Regions from separate parts of the Mus musculus genome. Here regions 1 and 3 are each linked to region 2. A link is a loop called in an ENCODE intact Hi-C map of the cell type or tissue named here. Cell type or tissue: left cerebral cortex. All regions are shown on one strand.

Region 1 (5,000 bases), 160 kb before region 2:
TCAGTTTCTGGAAAGGACCCTGATGCAAGACCCACTGAGCCCGCTGGGCCAGCCCACGGCCCGAGGCAGCTTCTCTGCCAGCTTCTCCTGAAGGACCAACTGGACTGTTGTTGCTCGAGGAGGCTGCAGCCAGAAGGTCTCCTAGGCTATAGGTGCTTCAAAAGGCCACACCAACTTTGCAAGAGGCAGCCACACTCTCCCTTAATTTTTATGCAGGAATGCCCTGGGGACACTACCCAGCCACCCAGGGGCCAGGCCTTCTGCCTGCAGTGACAATTGTCCCGTTGCTTCTCATCCCTTTCTTCAGAAAGTCTCTATGCCTCTGCCTTCTGTCTCTCTCTCTCTGGGAAGTGGTTACGTGGGACTTCTAGGTAGTAGCCCTGTTCCTAGCTGGCTTCTGGTGACTGCAGAGCTGAGCTAAGCCTAACTCAGTTTATAATCTGAGTGATAAGAAGGAGACAGAGGGTGGAGAGCCAGGAAGATGTACCTGAGACAGGAGGAGGTGAACTGGCATGAGTCTGCTAAGAGACTGAGACCATAGGAACTTCAGAGTCCATACTCCGAGACCTACAGACAGGTTTCTGTCTGTCCTCATGGGGTTTTGAAAATTGGGGAGTTCATGAGAAAAATCCAGATTTCTAGGCTAAATGTGGTGGCAGACACCTGTGTTCCCAGAACTCGGCATGAGGCAGAAAGGTTATGTAGTTTGGGCAAGTCCCAAGCCAGACTGCGCTACACAAGAAGACCTTATCTCTTAAGAATAAAAACATACACAAACAAACCAGATTTCTTATTCTTCTGGACAAATTAAAAAAAAATCTGGTGACAGCAAGCCCACGCTTCCCGTGTATCGGAAGCCAAGCTTTGAGGGCCCTATGGCTTTTTCTTGGTCCTCTTTATTTAAACTTTCTGCCAGTTCAGGGATACCTGTGACCTCCTTGATCCCCTCTAATGCCCTGGGGGGCGGGGGGGGGGTTGAAAGCTTCATCTCAGGAAAGAAACTCGGAGAGAGTGTGGCTTCCCACTTTGTATGAGGCCACAGCCAGGGAGAAGTAGACGAAACTGGACTCCCTGATTATCCAAGCTGTTTTCTTCCTCTGCTTTTCTTGTGTATGAGATCTGGTACTTCCTGTCCAGCTCAGTGGACTACAGATATATACACTGGGTGACAACTCCTTTGGGGACTTCTAGGCCACTGCAGAGTCCTGAGCCATGCTAAGCAGCTCTAAGAGGCTCTGGCGAAGCACTTTACCAAACCACAGTGCATTGTGGCTTAGGAGCCTACAGCAAATAATAAGACACAGAGGTCCTCCACAAGGGAGCACTGACCTCTGGCCTCTCTGAGAGGTGCTGTCCCTTCCTGGCTCCCTCCTGGCTCTGGAAGTGATTTGCTCCATATGGCCATAATAGAAGTGGGTGGATGATAGTCAGGCCTCCTTGGCCCACACCTCCCAGTTCATCTAGCCCAGTCAGACGTCCTTGAATGAAAGACCTGGTTAGATGTGCAGGCTACCCTAATGGCTTCTAGAAATGAATTGAAAAGCAGCAACTTCAGGTCAAAGGGGTCAGTGTGAGCTGAGGTAGCTACTACAAACAGCTCTTTACAGTTTGTTTATTTTAAAATATTAATTTAATAAAAAATGAGCAGGTTCTATTTATGCATTTAGGAACACACACACACACACACACACACACACACACACGTACAAATGTAGCAACCACTAATGAAAAAGAGACCGTGAGTTTGAAATAGAGTAAGAAAGGTTTTGGAGGGAGTAAGAGGTGTATTATAATCTCAAAAATACAAGAAAGGAGTTATATATTCCAGAAGAGGGCATCAGATTTCGTTACGGATGGTTGTGAGCCACCATGTGGTTGCTGGGATTTGAACTCAGGACCTTTGGAAGAGCAGTCGGCACTCTTAACAACTGAGCCATCTCGCCAGCCCTTTTATTTAATTTCTGTGGATGTTTTGCCTACATGCAGTGCTCGTGGAGGCCAGGAGAGGGCGGCAGATCCCCTGATTTGGAGTTAGAGATGGTAGTTGGTCCTCCTGTGGGTGCTGGAAATCGAACCCAGGTCCTCTAGAAGAGCAGCCAGTGCTCTTAGCCCCTAAGCTCCAACCTCTCTTTACAGTTTATAGAAACTCTTATCTTCATGTAGCCTGTGGTTCTCCAGCCTTGTGAGCCACACAGTTCACGGGTGCTCATACAGGGGAGGCACGGAATTGCACAATTGCCTCAAAACTTGAACAACTTTACTTCATCTTTTGTTGATTTTTGAGGCAGGGTTTCTGTAGTCCAGGCTTGGGCTGCCTTTGTGGCTGAGAATGATGTTAGACTTTTCATCCTCCTTCCTGTCTCTACTTCCAGGGTGTGAGGATCGCAGGTATGCACTATCACACCCTGTTGATGCAGCACTGGAGCTCAAACCCGGGACACTGCATGCTAGGCGAGCACTCTGCCAACTGAGCTACACCTCTGGTTCAACGTCACCTTTCCTTTGTTTTTATTTCCTCATTGATGAAAACAAATCAGAGGTGTGCTGGCTCACACCTAAAATCCCAGCACATGAGGAGCTGAAGCAGAGAATCACCTCAGCCTGGGCTACAAAGTCAGACTGTCTCAGAATAAATAAATAACCATAAAATAATAAGATAATATTCTTGCTTAAGCAAGATTGGTGAGTGCAGAACTCTTAGGATGTGTCGTGGGTGGAATACCTTAAATGTATGTCACGAGGACTAATGACACAACGTGCGGACGATCAGAGACCCTGGAGGAGAGTGGTAGGCGAGTATTAAGTGCTTCTCAGTTGAGTGAACTGTACACTTGTTCATAACGAAGTCTGAGGGGTACACACAGGAAGAGGGAAGCAGTGGGACTCCCTGCGGCTTTTGTAGCCTTTCCTGCACATTTTCTGCGTCTCATGCCAAGTTGCCCTTTATCCCAAGCCTTTGGACTTCTAGCGGCTGGAAGCAGAAAGTTATCTGTAGATGATGGAGTGCTGGGCCTGGGCTGTGTAATGACCAGCCTTCCGCTTGCTTGAAGTTTCCGCTGGGAGGCTGGAAGCCGCAGCATCCAGATGGCTAATTGCCTCGTGCCTGTTTCTGCAAATCACAGTGATTCACTGTCCCTGCCGAAAACACGCTCTCTTTTCAAAGATTTAATGGTTTCCAAAATTAATTTAGCCTCATCTGTTGTGCCTCTGCCCTCCTGCACTGTCCCCTCCCCCTAAGACCCCCTTTCCTTTCTCCCTGCCTTCCCCACAGGATGCAGCGCTCTATCCCATGAAGCTGTCACTCACACTCCAGGGCCCTTTTCAGGGTCACCTGAGCACAAACTGAGCTTGGAGCTGTTGGTGGGAGCCTAGGAGGGCAGGGCTCGTGCTATCGACTGTTCCCATAGTCTTCCGTGCTCAGCTACCCAGCCCTGCTCTGACCGACACCCCCAGATGTCGGGAGAGTTCTGAGCAGCTACCCATCCGCACTGATTTGTTTCTAAAATTCCCAAAAGTCATCAGAGGGTCAGAATGATGCTGATGGCAGCTCTCAGCCTGACCGGGTATAGACTCACCTAGAAGACAAACCTCTCCATTAACTGTGAACAGAGCCATCCGTGACTGCGGTCCAGAAGTGGACCCGGGCACTGCATTCATTCCTCTCTGCTTCCTGATAGCTGATGTAACAAGACCAGCACCTCAGGCTCCTGCTCCCATGATTTCCCTACCATGACAGACTGTACTTTAAACTGAGAGCCATAATAAACCCTTCCACCTGGCTTTCAGCAGGCCTTCCACCATAGTAACAAGACAGGGGACCGACATAGATACCATCTATTGATGCCTATTCGATACCTGGAGTTTTAGTTCCCCCTTCCATATATTCCCATAGAAGTGTAGTACACATTTAATTAAACAAACTCAATGCTTATGTTGTCTTCACTCTGCACATAACATGGCCACTACTGAACAGTGGTGCTCTTTAATTACATCCCCTCCAACTACTATCAACTACCTTGTCTCCTGAGCTAACTATCGGCTTTTCTTTTGCTTAACTCAGAAGTAGCTGTTGCGAATATTTCCCATGTGTATGCCTTAACTGTCGAGGACAGTTTTTCCTGAATGGCCCCTTGTATCATCTGGTAATCTATCACCACCCCGCCCCATGCACACCCACTACTGGAGGCCTCCTGGACCGACTGTCATCCTGATCCAAGTTGGATGGGCTCCTCTCTGCACCTGGGGCTCAGGTGTCATCACAGGACGCCGTGTAATCAGCAGCACCCTCCGGATTCCTCCTCAGACTTTTAGAGTGCCCTTGTTTCTTGTCTTGGCTTAGCCTTCCATTTCACTGAATCATATCTTTTACTATAGTCCTAAGAAAAGGTGCGTGGGAGGTAAAATCTTTTGAGTTCTTACATATCTGAAAATACCTTTCCCCACGCTTAGCCTTTATTTGGCCAAGTGTAAAATTCTGGGATAAAAGTACTTTTCACTCAGAATGCTGGGTCCCTACCACCTCTTTCTTCAGCACCATGTGCTTCTGTTGGAAGCTCTGATGCCACCTGCATTCTTACTCCTTCCCACAGGCCTTGGCTTTTTCTTTCTAGAAGCCATTCGCTCGCTCCACTACCTGGACATTCTGAATGTTGAGATATTGCTTGGCATTTTCCTCCATTCTGTGTGACACTTAGTGGGCGCATTTAATTTGAGATTTATTTCCTTCTCTTCTGGGAAACTTTATTTCATTATTGTTGGGTTTTTGTTTGTTTTGGGGTTTGTTTTGTTTGTTTCTTTGTTTTTTCGAGGCAGAGTTTCTCTGTGTAGTCCTGGCTGTCCTGGAACTCACTCTGTAGACCAGGCTGGCCTTGAACCCATAGAGATTCATCTACCTCTGCCACCACCTGGCTCATTATTATTGTTTTAAGATAGGGAGTCATTATATAGCCCAGGCTGCCCTTACTTGTGATCCTCCTGGCTCAGTTCTTCCTCAGTGGGCC
Region 2 (5,000 bases):
GCCTTAAGAGTCTATTTAGTGTTGCTTGTATCTATATGATTTTAAGGCTGACCACTTAGTATTGAATAACAAATGACTAATAGAGCTACTAAAGCACTATGGGTATTTAGTGACTAACTTTGGCATAGTCAGCCTATTTTTGCATCCCCAGGGAAGGAGCTTCAGTTGTCCTGATATATTATCATCCTTACATGTTGTTGGATTCAATTTGTTAATGTTTTGTTGAGTATGCGTCGGTGTAGTCATTTGTTATGTTGGCTTATATTTTTCCTTAGTATGTTTCCTGGATTTTGCATAGTAGTTAAATGCAAATTAATAGACTAAATTGAGAAGTACACATTCTATGAATGTTCATCAAGAATTCATATTATTTTTTCTTTAACTTTTTGTTGAAATTTGCTAGCAAAACCATCTTGGATCTGGCCGTTTCTTTGTAGGAGGGTTTAAAGGGTAAATGAAATGTTCTTAATGGACATAGTAAGCAGAACCATCTTATAATGGGTGACTGTTGCTAGTTTGAACATCCATCCCGAGTGACATAAAAATTTGTATTTTGTTCCCCTATTTTTGAAAATGTCTGTGGTAGTAATGCCACTTTGATGTTTCCTGGTTTAGTTATTTATCTCTTCCCCCTGCCTTTTCCTCATGGTCCTGGCTAGTAATTTATCAGTTTGTTAGTGTTAGCAAGCAAGCAGCTTTTGCTTTCGTCCATCTTTGTTTTTATTGTTTCCAGTTTTACTGCTTTTCCTTCTGATCTTTAATCTTCCTCCTCCTCCTCCTCCTGTTCCTCCTCCTCCTCTTTTACTATTGATCTTTCTTTTCTTTTCTTTTTTTCCCCTGGGTTATTTAAATGGAAAATGAAGTTCTTATCTTGATAGTGTCATGTTTTTCTGATCTTGTTTGTTTGTTTTTTTTTCGAGACAGGCTTTCTCTGTGTAGCCCTGGCTGTACTGGAACGCACTCTGGAGACCAGGCTGGCCTCGAACTCAGAAATCCGCCTGCCTCTGCCTCCCGAGTGCTGGGATTAAAGGCGTGTGCCACCACGCCCGGCATGTTTTTCTGATCTTAGCATTGAGCACTATGATGTTCTATCATTAGTATATTTAGCTCTATTCTGCAACTATTGCTGTGTTGTGCTTACTTTTTCTATTATGGTTTCAAATTTTCCTTTGGATTTTTTCACATAGAGATTATCTAGAAATATCTCATTTAATTTCTAGAATTCTGTATGTCTTTGTTACCTTATTGATTTTGAATTTAATTTCATTGTAGAGATTATTCTTTATATGACTTAAATCACTTTGAGTTTTTTGAGACTTGTTTGATGGCTCAGGATATGAATGATCTTAGCAGGTGTTCTTTGTGCATCCAAACGAATGTGTGCTCTGCTGTTATTTGGTGGAGTGCTCTGTAAATAACAGCTCAGTCAAATTGGTTGATAGGATTTTCAGATGTCACATACTGCTTTGTATGTCTGTCTTCTTGTCACCGTGGGGGTTCAGAAAGGGTCACTGAGTTCTTTGAGTGTGATTCTGAGTGTGTGTTAGGAGTGTGGCATGTTTTATTCATTTATGTTGTCTGTCAGCTGAGTGCCATGAAAACTGCCGACTGCAGTTGTAGACCTACCAGGCTTCAGTGTTCCATCAGCCTTTGCTTCATATATATTGAAAGCTGTGTTGTTAGATTAAAAAAAAGTGTAAGATTATGATGTCTATACACCTTGCTCTTAGGATATTGTTTGTTCTGAAATCTACATTAATTGATATTTTTAAACTATTTGGGTCTTTACATTTAGAGTGAATTTTGTATAGCAGCATGTAACTGGATCTTGGCTTTTAATTCTAACAGTCTTTGTTTCTTGGTTGAACTGTTTGTATCATTTCCATTTAATATGATTATTGATGTATTGGATGGATCAATGCATAAATATACCTAGCGTCTTGTGGTGATACATAATTCATATTATCGAATACCTATGTGTCTAGTAATCATCTTTGAATTTCAGACCTATTCTCCTTTTTGCAAGATTATGGCACTAAAAATATTGTCCTTCTGTCCAAAAGGAAGGGGCTTTACAAATACACCTTTTTAGAATAGTACAGGAGATATTTTAACATTCCAGTCTGACCTCAGAATGAAGAATTTTCAGAAAACTAGGTCCTTACTGGAGGTGTTAATAGGGCCTGAATATGTTTCTGCATAGTCTTTTTCCTTTATCTTTTTGGCCCTTAATGACAGAATGACCTTACACATAGGGTATTTCAATTAGAAGCTGGCAAAAGATCTTATGAGCCATTTTATGGCCACTTCAGATAACCCAGTTACTCTAGATCAGGTCAGGTTTCACAGCAGCAGTCTTTTCATGGCATGATCTAATCTCCTTGATCACTGGATCATTGGTCTGCCTTGGGGGAACATGGCTGAGATGACATATTTCATCCTCCTGAGAAATATATCCCACTTCCTAGTTTCTAGCATATGACATTCATACTAACTTGTGTACATTGATAATTGCTGTCTCTATTCCTGTCTATATGCAGATTTTCCTTTCTGGGCCATGTATGGATCTTCTCTATTTTAAAATTATAAAGAAAGACTTTTGTGTGATATAAACAGCCTAATCTTTCTTAGTAGAGTTTTAAAAAGACTGTTCCCAGACTGCTGCCGAACCTCCAGCTTGTAGAAATCCCTTTCACATCCCAGATCTAAGCAAGATAATCACCGTATAGATATAAAACCGAATTCACTGGTGACGCTGCTTTGGTATTTACCTGTTGACACCATCCCTGTTAATATCATTTGCATACACCCTCCACACACTCAAATGCTATATGATTGCTGACTTGTAGAGGGAAGGGAACTTAATATCTTGGTAGGATTATATTTTTAGAGATGGAGAATTATATCCATTAAAAAAAACTTAGCCAAAAATATGGCAAAATCAGAAAATGCTTGCAAGATTTGGGATATTCTAGGGAATTACAGAGATTTCAAGTAAAGACCAAGGATCTCTAATTTGTGAGGAGAATAAAGAGGCAGAGGCAACAGAGAGATGGGTAGACAGCCCTTGTTGGAGGAAAAAGAGAAAATGATTAAAAGTTTTTAAATGTATTCTGAAAAAAATAAAAAATGTATTCCGAATCAAATCTGTACTCCTCCCCCTCCTTGGGCCTTAGACATTGGAATCTGTCCCTATTATTGTTTTTCTCATGGTAAGCCCCTGCTTGATAGTGGTTGTGTTCAGTACATAGCAGAGCTGCAAACCAGCTCTCATTAGTTCTTTCTTTGTACTTGTGCCTAACCCTCTCCTTCTGGAGAAATGCCAGTTTGCCACTAAATTTAAATAAATAAGAACATGTCTCATCAATAGGGGTGGCAAATTTAGCCCCTCTTTAGAGCACTGAGCAATTTATGACCATATGTTAAATACCATAAAACAGCTTTAAAGCTTTGGTCCCTGGCCATTGCCAGATTGTACCGTAGGAGTGCGGCAGCGCTGCGAGGGACTGGGAATCTTTCCTCCGGCCCTTGCAGGCCTCAGCAACTCACTGATGTCACAGCCAAAGGGGCCTGTTTTCAAACATTCCCTTTATAAAGGTGAGAGCCCACAAGATCCCACTTGGCATTTGGGTACCGAGAAAGCAAGACTTCTTTTTAACTCATGAGGGTCAAAATTAGTATGGAAGTGTTGTGTGGGAGATGGAGCAGCTTGTCAGGGTGAGTGTGGGAGGCACGCACGTCAGGAGTAGGCAGTCGATGTCCTTCTCATTCTTGTTCTTGGAGCATGAACTGGGCTTTACATGGTACCAGGCAACCAAATACTGCATTTCTCACTCATTTCCTTCTTGCCAGCTTTCATGGAATTAATATTAATGTTACAACAATTTAAAAATTTCATACTAAGGAGCTGCCAGCTGTAAGGATTCCTTTTCTCCCAGGAGCGTGACTCATTATTTGGTGAACTCCAAATATTAGTTTTTCTTTTTACCATCATCACTGCCTGTGACTCACACATGGCATATCGTGGGCTCATGGCTGAGATCATGTTGGTGCGTGCAGGCAAACATGATTCTTGCTCAGGTGGTTCTGCATGGTCTCAGATGGAGGCTCAACACAGACGGAAGAACAATGGAAGCAGGGCCAGGACCACTAAGTGCAGATAGGCCTGGCAAGGCTCTGGGTAGCATTTCTCTGATGCATCTTCTGGAAAGATAACTGTTCTCTCAGAGAAAGATGATGGAATTTGGTTGTCAAAGGTCCAGGATCCCCAGCCTTCTGGAATGTGTATGTGCCAGCCTCAGGGGTGAAATCTGGCAGTTCGTGTGTGCTCTGTGCTCTGTCCTCCCTGTGTAGACCATTCTGTTTGGTCCTCTATCAGTAGCTGCTTTCCTGTACATGTGAGGCAATTGGCATGTGTCTCTAGGACGTGCAGTTGGGAAGCTCTGTTGTATTCTTCATAAGGCAGGAAACACACTATTGTTTCTTGTTGTTGCTTTCTTCCTTTGAAAGAACAAATTACTTCAAACTTTGGCAAATTATAAAGGCTTTGGATAGGTAGCAGTTTGAAAGAACTCTGCCCATATTGCTGGACTAGGGCAAAAATGCAAGTGATCTTTCTTGTCACCTCTAAGTCTGGCCTTGTTTTCCCATGATGCAGATGTGTGCAGTAGAACATCTGTGAAGAGTGGAAGTCCTCTCCCCAGTGCAGATGAAGTCTTTAGAGGGACAACAGGATTTTGCTTTGCTTAGAGTGTTTGATTTTAAGCTTCAGTCTAATTAATTAGGCCATATTGTTGCCTACTTAATTCTTCTGTTTCTTTCAGCACTCAGAACTTCTGCTCCTGTTACTGGCATCTGTTAAGTCTCTTTACCTGAGTGAATTTCTTGAGTATTTGCCTCACAGTTTTCAAACTATAATGAACACAGAAGTGGTTAAAGTACCCTCTTCACCCTTTAAGATGAGAGAAACATCACTTTAGTCGTTTCTCAGTATCTTGCCA
Region 3 (5,000 bases), 130 kb after region 2:
CCGATTAGAGAAAAACAGCAATATTTGAGAGAATTATTAAGCCCATATATGTACACAAGTCTTGGTATGCAATTGAATATAAACATTCTGTACATTTGTTAATGTATTTCTGTGTTTTTGTTTGCTTGGTTTGGTTTTTTAAAGATAAAGTCCTGTTAGATGTCACAGCTGGCCCATTCACTGTCTTCCTGCCTCAGCCATCTGAATGCTGGAAGTTTAGGCATGTGCCACAATGCCTGTCCCTGAGTTTCTGTTTTCAAAATGTATGATCTTTTCTGTTTTCCTGGTGCATTTATATATTTTTTTAATTTTTTAAAGTTAAAGCTATATCTAATTTACTACAAAATATAGATATTACAGCATGTCTGTTCTTTGGCCATTTGAAAATAAGTGTTTGTCATGATGGACACAAGCTCCTTATGCTTTGATACATACTTCTTACAAGTGAGAGCCTCCCAGTAATTGTATATGCAGTTCAGGAAGTTAACATTGGTTCATTACTACCATCCAGTTTTAAGATCCATTCAAATTTCACCAAGTCACCTAGTGAGTTCTTGATAGCAGAATAATTCATGTTGACATTGTGTGATATCTTCAGCTATGTGTTTCTTCAGCCTGTAATAGAACTTTAGTTTTCCTTTGGCATTCACAACATTTAACTGTGTGTGTGTGTGTGTGTGTGTGTGTGTGTGTGTGTGTGTGTGTGTGAAGCTTTGGGTCTGTCTGATATTCTATCATGACTGGATTTCATGACAGGACATCACAGAAATGAGCTGTACTTCCCTTTCGCCTCCTCTCAGGTGACATATCCTTTCTATAGCCACTTGGCTGAGGTTGTGCTCATCGCTTGTTTGAGATTCTGTCTACCATAATTTGGATCTTAAGCATCCCTCAATGGCCCACATGCAAAGGCTTGGTCCCCAACCCACAGTACTCTCAGAATGTAGGAGGCAGGATTATTGGGACCCCAGTTCCTCTTCCTCATCTTCCTTCTGCTACTCTCTCTCCCCTCCTCTCTTTCTGCCTCTCCCCCACCATCATGGGATAAACAGATCTTTTTCATCACATGTTCCTGAAAATGCTGATTATGTTGCCTTGGCTCAAGCAATCCCAGTCTAGAAATGCTGGTCCATGGTCCAGACTAAACTTCCTTCATGCCGCCTCCCTCCTGTTGTTTTCTCACAGCAGTAGAAAGCTGATGAGTGTGCTGTCTATCGTGTTTTCACTACAAAGTTACTTCACCTTTTGATTTGTGTATATTTTGTGCTAAGTTCTTTTGTATTCTGTCTTTGTCTGTATTAACAGACACGTACATAACTGATGCTTCTAATTTCAGTTCAGTGCAGGGGCACAGTTTCTCTTTTCCTCTGAATGCATTAAATATGATTCTCATTATCTTAGTGTGTTACTATAATAAAACATGTAGGTATTATTTATTTTAATTATATATCCGTTGATATGGAACCTGTCTTGCATTGTTGCTTCTTCTGCCTCCCCCCATGAGTGAGTATGTTCCCCATTATGCTTGAAGTCTGACATGGACCAAATTACCCTTTATTCAGATTTACCTCTGTTGCTGTGATCAAATAGCTTGGAGTGTAAACAGTTTATTTCATCTGAAACGTTACAGCTTGTCATCAAAGGAAGCCAAAGCAGAAACTCAAAGCAGGAACCTGACCATGGGAACTGAAACAGACTATGGAAGGATGCTTCTTATTGGCTTGTCCAGCTTCCCTTAGACAGTCCGGGACCATCTGTTCAGGCTATAGGAATGGCCACCTTAGGATGCATCTTCCTACATCAACCATATATCAAAAATAATAAAATAAAATAAAATAAAATGTAAAAGCCCAGCAGTGGAAGCAGGGGCTGTCTCTGACTCTTTCTACCTTCAGGAGCTCTTTCCTCCTACTGGTTGCCTCATCTAGCCTTAATAGGAGAGGAGGTGCCTAGTCATAGAGCGGGCTGGTTGAAGGAGGCCTGCCTTTTTCTGAAGAGAAAAGGAAGAGGAGAAGTGGGTTGGGGAAGGAACTGAGAAAAGGAAGAGAGGAAGGAGGGGAACCTACAGTTAGGATGTTATAAAACTAACTAACTAACTAACTAATTGAATTAATGAGTTTAAAAGTCCCACAGACACTCCAAGGCCAATCTGATCTAGGCAATTACTCAGTTGAGGTTCCTCTTCCTAGGTGACTATAATTTGTGTTAAGTTGACCAAAGAAGCCAGAATGCCCTTCTGTGTAGTCCTCGATGCTCTGCACCACTGTAGTGCTCCCTCTTCACCTCAGGTCAGTCATGCTGTCCTCACTCCAACCTTCTGAAGGTATTCAGGTTTCTGAAGGTCTCCAGATTCAATAAGTACTCCATTAATATCAGTATCTACTCTGTCATTCCTTTCTCATCACCCTGAAAAAAAAAAAAAAACCCAGTTTCTTAACTGAGATGCATCAAGGTTATTTATGATCTAGTTCTTAAACTTGTTCAGCTTCATCTCTTTCAGTTTCCCCCAATATCCGGTGCTTCAGCCTTCCTGAATAGTATTGTGCCTGTATGTGCCTCAGCATCTGTCTTTCTAATCTCCTACCCTTTTTGACTCCATGCAACACTGCATCACTTCCTCCTTGATGCCTCCTGAAGCCCCCAGCTTCAACCCTTTGCTAGCATCCCTGCCTTGCCCTTCCATTTAAGCACATACTCACTGCAACAGGATCACCTAGCATTCATTTACTTGTTTGCTTCCTGCTTGTGGCAGTGTGTCTGTCTCTCCATGGGGGAAAGCCTGGGATGTTCTGGTGAGGTTTGGGGAAGTTGCTTTTGTCCTTGTTTGTTGCTGTTGCTATCATTTTAACACGTTTCATTTCTTAGTAGTTTTTGAGAGCTGGATTGCTATGCATATTTTCTTGTGTCCTTACCCATATGTGATTAAATAACAGAGTCAAGAAACCCAAATAAGGGCTTCCCCTCTTCTGCTGGCCTAATTTCATTCTTTGATATCTACTTAGTAAAAACTTTTGTTCACTCAGAAACTTGAATCCACACTCTGGCGTGAATTAGAAACGTTAAGCTGTTAATAACTTCCCTGGAGAATTATGACTTGAAAGAATGCTTTGCTACTTTTATCATCAGTTATGCATCGTGAAATGTCACAATTTCTCTTCAGAATTTCTTTATAAGCACAAAGCTGCAAATGTTCATCAATTGATCTATCTCAAGCCCCTATTAGCTTAGAAATGAGAGGAACATTCTTTAGTAATCCAGGCCAATGAGAACTCCTAACTCAATTTATACTTCTAAATCTGGCATCAGCATTTCTATAATTAGTAAAGTTCTAGCAAATCCACCTACTCAAGATCTCTGCTAAGTCCAACATTTATAGTGGTTCATTACAGAGCTATTAATATCATAGTCTTTCCTCATATGAATATTTCTACTCTCCATAATTCACTGCAGGGACATTTTTGCTCTGTTCTTCCTCTTTTGGACCTTGCATTTCCTTTCTGATTCACACGGTCCTCAGTACGTGACAAAGAGTTTTCAAAGCAAATTTGGACTAGGAGAATCATGCAGAGGAAAAGCATTGCAGCAGGAGTCAGCAACACTGGATTTGGGTTTCTGCCCTGTGACTCACTCGCTCTGTACATAGCATAATCCACTTTCTTTATCTTAGTGTCTGTGAATCTGTGGGTGTTGGAATCAATGGTTACAAGCCTTTTCTTTTTAATATAAAACAGAATAATAATAGCTCGAGGTGAAGTGGTGGCCAGGTCCAGGAAGCCTGTCCATTGTTGCCCTGGGCTGCTCTGAGCAAACTCAAGAGAGGTGCAGACTCTAGTTCTCCATAGAGTATAGGGTGCAGCCTCTAAGGCTGTTCTTACCTTCATATTTTCTAAGTTTGTCTTTAGTGAACTCCCATCAACAGCAAGGAAGGTGTCCAGTCTCTCCACATCCTCACCAGTATTTGGTATTTTCTGGGCCGTTGCTTTTAAATACAGAAGTTGTCCTCATGGGTGTTTGATGGCACCCACTGTGTTTTGGGTTACTAACAACTTCTCATGAGCTCACTGGCCATTTGTTCATCTTATTTGGGTAAAAGTCTACTCAAATTCTTTGCACATTTTAACATCAGATTGTTTATTGTCTTGTTGAGTTTCAGGGGTTCTGTATGTGTTCTGGATATTAACTTGTGATAAAAATATGGTGTAGATGGTGTGGTTGTACATATCTTTAGTCCCAGCACTGGGGAGATAGAAGCAAGCAGATCTCTGTGAGTTCAGTATCAGCCTGGTCTACATAGTGAGTTCAAAGCCAGCCAGAGTTACACGATAAGACACATACATACATGCATACATACACACACATACACACATGAGACATGTGCATGCATATATATATCTCAGATGTTTTCTCTCACCTGCCGTTTTACTGCTAATCCTGATTTTTTTCATAAAGTCTGATTTATCAGTTTTTCTTTAGTTGTCTATATACTTATTTACAATTCCTAAACTTTACATAGTCTTCATTTTATGCAGCCTCCTAGCCCAGTGTGATCTCCTTCCTGCTTTTTCTCTTAAGTCACAGGGCTCACCCTGTTACTCTTCAGTTCCTTGTATTATGTTTGCCTCTGTTTTCTTTTCTTTAGTTGCTAGTTGTCTTAGCCAGTGCTTCTGAGACTTTAATGTGCATCAAATGTCCTAGCTGGTGCTTAGTTTGAATAGCATGGCTCCACGCTTCACCATCTATCCATATGGGTTTCAATACCTATGCTGTTCACAAAAGTTACATCACACCCTTATTTCTTGTTTCTGGGCTGTTCCTCTGTCTCTAGATGTTTGGAATTGAAATCCTGAAATCGAAAGAGGTATGAAAGCAGTTAGTGCTTATAACTTCCCTCAGGCTGGGAAAGCCAGATCTCTGCTCAATGGTTTTGTTTCTTTGTTTATTTTTGGTTTTTAAACCACTTTTGAAGCTTTTCTTGGAATACACATTACTCTTCTGTTTGC

The links. Peaks named below come from ENCODE experiments on the same cell type or tissue, not always from the same donor. Only the 100,000 strongest peaks of a DNase experiment are listed, where the experiment ranks them.
Region 1: a loop joins it to region 2, with 6 times the contacts of the local background. A loop is called at or near these places in 2 of 42 quality-filtered maps.
Region 3: a loop joins it to region 2, with 3 times the contacts of the local background. A loop is called at or near these places in 3 of 42 quality-filtered maps.

Annotation. Positions count from the first base shown.
Region 1 is chr5:31,586,863-31,591,862 of GRCm38, forward strand. No RefSeq gene overlaps it. Among named protein-coding and RNA genes, the nearest start is that of Gm38424, 7.6 kb to the right of the region's middle. In left cerebral cortex, a CTCF peak has its summit at 2,014 (motif pointing right); DNase peaks (open chromatin) are centred at 3,121 and 4,454; H3K27ac peaks cover 496 bases.
Region 2 is chr5:31,747,177-31,752,176 of GRCm38, forward strand. The region is part of intron 3 of Babam2 (BRISC and BRCA1 A complex member 2); the gene reads left to right. Among named protein-coding and RNA genes, the nearest start is that of Babam2, 52 kb to the left of the region's middle. In left cerebral cortex, no CTCF peak of the experiment used is centred here; DNase peaks (open chromatin) are centred at 2,672 and 3,590; H3K27ac peaks cover 1,702 bases.
Region 3 is chr5:31,878,958-31,883,957 of GRCm38, forward strand. All of the region lies in intron 6 of Babam2 (BRISC and BRCA1 A complex member 2), which reads left to right. Among named protein-coding and RNA genes, the nearest start is that of Gm52770, 120 kb to the right of the region's middle. In left cerebral cortex, no CTCF peak of the experiment used is centred here; DNase peaks (open chromatin) are centred at 2,803, 3,171 and 3,561; H3K27ac peaks cover 1,416 bases.